Linked DNA regions of Homo sapiens: region 2 is linked to region 1. Evidence: read pairs that join two places in POLR2A ChIA-PET (ENCODE). Cell type or tissue: PC-3. All regions are shown on one strand. Links, peaks and the distances in the headings refer to the core of each region. The heading gives the core; the rest is flanking DNA.

Region 1 (2,924 bases), core at 276-2,775:
TTTTTTTTTGAGACAGAGTTTTGCTCTTGTTGCCCAGGCTAGAGTGCAATGGCACCATCTCAGCTCACTGCAACCTCCATCTCCCGAGTTCAAGCGATTCTCCTGCCTCAGCCTCCCGAGTAGCTGGGATTACAGGTGCCCGCGACCACCCTGGCTAATTTTGTATTTTTAGTAGAGACAGGGTTTCTCCATGTTGGCCAGGCTGATCTCAAACTCCTGACCTCAGGTGATCCGCCCACCTCAGCCTCCCAAAGTGCTGGGATTACAGGCATGAGCCACTGCGCCCAGCCTCAAAATTCTTAAACACATCTGTAAAGATCATTTCTTTAAATAGGGTAACATGTACAGGTTCCAGGGATTATGATGTAGACAGTGTAGACATTTGGGGGCCATTACTCAGCCTATTACGGGAATGATTTAATTTAAAATTATTGTATATCCCTACAATGAAATGTTTTTATCATTTTTTTTTTTTTTGAGACAAGTCTCGCCGTGTTGCCCAGGCTGGAGTGCAGTGGCGCTCCACCTCCCAGGTTCAAGCAATTCTCCTGCTTCAGCCTCCTGAGTAGTTGGGATTACAGGTGCCCGCCACAATGCTCAGCTAATTTTTGTTTTTTTAGTAAAGACATGGTTTCACCATGTTGGCCAGGCTGGTCTCAAACTCCTGACATCAAGTGATGCACCCGCCTTGGCTTCCTACAGTGCTGGGATTACAGGTGTGAGCCACCGCGTCCAGCCTGAAATATTTTTCCATCATTAAAAAGAATGAACTTTGAGAGGCCAAGGTGGGCAGATTACTTGAGCCCAGGAGTTCAAGACCAGCCTGGGCAACATGGCCAAACCCCGTTTCTACAAAAAAAAAAAGACAAAAAAAAACCCACAAAAGCTAGCAGAGAGTGGTGTCGCATGCCTGCAGTCCTGGCTACTGGGGAGGCTGAAGTGAGAGGATCGCTTAAGCCCAGGCAGTCGAGGCTGCGGTAAGGCAAGATTGCACTACTACACTCCACCACACTCCAGCCTGGGAGACAGAGTGAGATCCTGACTGGAAAAAAAAAAAAAAAAAGAAGAACAAAAAAAGAAGGATGAAATGGAAGTACATATATTTACATGAAAACATGTCAAAGACATACTGTTAAGAGATTTTTTAAAAGTAAATTTCAGAGCAATAGTTATAGTATTACCCTAAAGTATAATTTACATACATTATGCAAGTGCTTACATATATTTTTTAAAATGTGTCTGAATAGACACAGAACAACAGTTATCTCTGGAGAATGCAACTGGGGATGAGCCAGGAAGACGAGATAATTTACTCTTTGTACTTTTCTATACTGTTTATGTTTTTTAAAATCATGAACAGGTTTGTGTTTTTACAGTCACTGTAAAGTGTTTTTGTTATAAAATATTCTCTAGCCCTCCTGCCTAAAGTGACCCTAGTCCTGCTAAGTAGGAACTCTTGGCTTTCCCCAGTGATCCTTTTTGCAGAACAATAAAGGAATCCTTTTCCAAGGCCCTGTGAAGGTCTGTAGTTGTCCTCTTTCACCACCTGTTGTTGAACTTGCAGTCGTAAGTCATAATGGGGATAGGGAAAGAAGCTAATGAATCAGCCTTCAAAGTGAGCAAACACATGAGCCATTCAATTAATCACGCATGAGTCTTCAAATCCATGTCCACATCAGGCTTTGTCTCTCACTAGTTGGGGAAACTTGAGCAAGTCACTTAAACTCTCAGGTGTCCTTATCTATAAAATGATACAGTCTTCCACACAGGGCTACAAGGAGGAATAAATGAAACAATGCATTTCCAAGTTAAGTGCTTGGACTGAGCTGAATCTAATCTTCTCAAGTGTGAATGAATTCATTGGTGAAATTTAAGATGGGGAAAAAGCAAGGATGATATTATATATAAAATCAGATTTGAATTAGCAGCAGCACTGCAGTTGAATAAGCCCTGCACCACATGAGAAGTTCTGGGTTCCAATATGGACGGATGCGAGGTAGTCCTCACACAAGCTGCTTCCCCATCTTGGGCCCAAGTTTCAATAACTGAAAAATAATGGCACTGAAATAGACCTCTAGGGTCTCTTCTGGCTCTCACATTCTATAATTCTGGGGGCTTAGACATGATTTATGATCGTGCTTGTCAGTCATGTCTCTGCGAGTATTTCTAGAAAATGCTTTATGGCCTTGAGGCTAAACTATTGAAGCATTCGTTATAGGCTGAATTGTTTCCCCCAGTGCCTCAGATTCATATGCTGAATCCCTAACTCCCAATGTGACTGTATTTGGAGACAGGATCTTTGCAAAGGCATTTAAGCTTAAATGAAGTTGTAACGGTAGGGCCCTAATCTAACAGGACTTGTATTCTCATAAGAAGAGTCAAAGAGGAAGTCTCTCTGAGCCTACTCAACCTCAGGAGGCTGCCCATTTTTTTTTTTTTAAGAGGAAGAGAGACAGAAATGCAGGTGCACAGAGGAAAGGGCATGAGAACGCATAGTGGGGCCAGAGCCATCTGTAAGCCAAGGAGAGAGGCTGCAGGAGAAACCAAGACTGCCAGTGCCTTGTTCTTGGATCTCCAGCCTCTAGAACTATGAGAAAATAAATTTCTGTTGTTTAAGCCTCTCAGTCTACAGTATTTTTTCATGGCAGCCCTAGCAGACTAATACAGGATTCAAAAGCCAGTTGTGGTAGGAGGTTCACTAGAGAATGTCCAAGAGATTTCAAGGAATAAAAGTTAAAAGGGGGGGCAGTTCCAAGATGGCCGAACAGGAACAGCTCCAGTCTACAGCTCCCAGCATGAGCAATGCAGAATATGAATGATTTCTGCATTTCCAACTGAGGTACTGGGTTCATCTCACTGGGGATTGTCGGACAGTGGGTGCAGAACAGTGGGTGCAGCGCACTGAGCATGAGCCGAAGCAGGGC
Region 2 (2,924 bases), core at 293-2,792, 160 kb after region 1:
AAAAAAAAAAGAACCCAGCCAGGCAGATTTGAAAAGGAACCTATTCAAACATTTAGGAATGAATATAATCATTTGAAGTTTAAAAATAGGCAGATGGAAAGATTAAAGACTAGATTTGACAGAGCTGCAGATGGAATTGGCAAACTGGAAAATAGATCTGAGGATATTAAAGTAGCAAAGAAAATATTTGAGAATTTAAAGATTAAGTGGAAGATAGAATAGGACTTGAACATACATCTGATAGGAGTTACAGAAGAGAGAAAAAGGAGGCAATTTTTGAAGAAAAGGCTGAAATTTGTCCCGATTTAATTATGTGCATTCAATTTTATGTTATTCTCCATAATGTATTTCCATTAAAATTTAATCACATGGTCTTTATAGCTTTTTATGACTGCATATAAACTAAGTTGATGGTGAACGTTTTTGAGGAAATACGCTTTATGAAGAATCTGTGTGGATAATCTAATTTACTGAAGCTGTGATTGATTCAAGTTACTGAAGCAAGTGATGTTACCTTTGGTAGGATGGGAGACAGCAGGCCTGGTACTGTGGGAAGACTTGTTCTAGCTCCTGCTTAACATTTAATATCCATGTTGTTTAGCCAAGTCAGCTAACTTCTCTTTGAGGTTCATTTTTCTCATTCGTAAGTGGGAATAATATCTGTGCAGCCTACCTCATAGGATTGCTGTTAAGGTCCGTAAAGAGCAGGAAATCAACATATTAAAGGAGAAAAATTAAATGATCATGGCGATATCTGCTTGTGGCAGAAACAATGCCATGTGTTCACTAAATTATTTTTTCTTTTCTTTTTTTTTTTTTTGTAGATACACAGTTAAATTACATTTCCCAACCTCCCCAGCAGTTAGGTGGCATCACATGATTGAGTTCTAGTCAATGGCATAGGGAGAGAAAAGTGCCACTTTCATGTGTTCTGTCTGGTTCTTTATTATTTCTTCTGTGCGTGCTGGTTGTATATCAATTTCCAGTATGTTCTGGAAGCCATACATTGAAGATGATGGACCCCCTTTTCAGCCAGGATTCTACAAGACAATATGGAGAAAGTACCCCCCAATCACATTGGTCTGTGATTGATAGGTACAAAAATTATTGTATTATGCCACTGAGACATAGGAGTTACTTGTTATAGCAGCTAGCATAACTTCACTTCATACATTGCTAAAAAGATGTTTGAGGAGATCCTTTTGTGGTTGATAAGTGTGATGATTCAGTTTTCATGCTCATGTATGAGATGTGCCCCCAATCAAACTTGTCACAACATCTGCTTATTATCAGACATGAAAAAAAATAGATGTTTCAGGAATTTAAAAATTGAACTTGCAGAAACATCAAGAGATTAGGGAAATTTTAATCCCTTGGTCACTACAGCATCACAGTGTCTGTTTTGCCATCACTTTTTTGGACACAGGAGGCTATATATGAGTGTGGGCGTGCCTATGGGTATGTCTGTCTGACTCTTCCCTACCCAGGATAACTCTGGCTAAATCCAAATTTGTATATCCAATAGTCCTTCTTTCTCCCTCTCACTCTATTTTTTTTTTTTTTTTTGAGACAGAGTCTTACTCTGTCACCCAGGCTGGAGTGCAATGGCATAGTCTAGGCTCACTGCAACCTCCGCCTCCCAGGTTCAAGTGATTCTCCTACCTCAGCCTCCAGAGTAGCTGGGATTACAGGTGCATGCCACCACACCCGGCTAATTTTTGTATTTTTAGTAGAGACGGGGTTTCACCATGTTGGCCAGGCTGGTCTCAAACCCCTGATCTCGTGATCCATCCGCCTCGGCCTCCCAAAGTGCTGGGATTATAGGCATGAGCCACCATGCTCAGCCTCATCCTTCTTTCTCTAGGACTAATGCCAGCAAGTTCCAGGACTTATAACATGTGCTTAACATCAGAGAAGTCTTCACCAGGTGGTGATGTCCTTAAGATGTCTTCCTCATTTCAAAAGCTTTAAGTTAGAAATGTCACTAGATCTTAGATAAGGCCATATGCTACTTGTAACCTCCTGAAACCTGTCTGTCTGAAACCTGAAGGAGTGGTTCTTCAGCTCCCCCTCAAAGACTTAGGAATTAAACTTGTCTGAATTGTACACATTGTGAGTGAAATAGTGCCACTGGAAAGTACTTTACTGTTGAACTCAATGCACCCTGTTATTTGTCAAATTGGTGTTATTTGACTCGTTACAAATGGAAATGCTTTTATGCTATGATGGAAGTGTTATTTGCATTTTTGTTACTAGTCTTATTTTTAAATAATTTTTCAATAGGTAACACAGTCATTTGGTTCAAAAATAAAGCCTGCTTCCCAAGTAGTTATTAGTTTTTAACAATCTCTTCTAGAATTTCATTTCACACACATAAGCAAAATATATATATTCTCATTCCCTTCCCCATTTCTCTACATAAAATTGAGCTTACTTGATGCATTGTTACACATCTTGCTTTTTTTACTTAACATGACATCTTGACAATCTTTTATATCAGTTATTTTTAATAACTGCATGTTTAACTTTTTACTTTGAAATAATTACGGATTCATAGTAAATTGCAAAGGTACCCTTCACCCAATTTTCCCTAATATATCAACACCTAGTTTTTAAAATTGTAAGTTAAAATAACAGTAGCGAAACACTTTCAGCACTGCTCTTTTTCTTTCTTTTTAGTCAGGGTTTCCCTCTGTTGCCCAGGCTGGACTGCAGTGGCTCGATCCTAGCCCACTGCAGCCTCCAACTCCTGGGCTGAAGCATTCCTCCTGCCTCAGCTTCTTCCAATAGCTGGGACTTCAGGCATGAGCCACCACACCCAGCTAATTTCTGAATATTTTGTGAAACCAGGGTCTCACCATGTTACCAAGGCTGATCTTGAACTCCTGGCCTCAAGTGATTCTCCTGCCTTGGCCCCCCAAAGT

The links. Peaks named below come from ENCODE experiments on the same cell type or tissue, not always from the same donor. Only the 100,000 strongest peaks of a DNase experiment are listed, where the experiment ranks them.
Region 2: POLR2A ChIA-PET joins it to region 1 with 5 read pairs; 3 of 35 experiments call an interaction of 5 or more read pairs at or near these places.

Annotation. Positions count from the first base shown.
Region 1 is chr3:32,007,715-32,010,638 of GRCh38, forward strand. It overlaps a transcript of OSBPL10 not described here. Among named protein-coding and RNA genes, the nearest start is that of ZNF860, 27 kb to the left of the region's middle. In PC-3, for the core only: no CTCF peak of the experiment used is centred there; a DNase peak (open chromatin) is centred at 1,637; H3K27ac peaks cover 327 bases.
Region 2 is chr3:32,171,460-32,174,383 of GRCh38, forward strand. It overlaps LOC124906367 (small nucleolar RNA U13), which reads left to right and starts at 1,197; the gene lies at 1,197-1,296. In PC-3, for the core only: no CTCF peak of the experiment used is centred there; no DNase peak of the experiment used is centred there.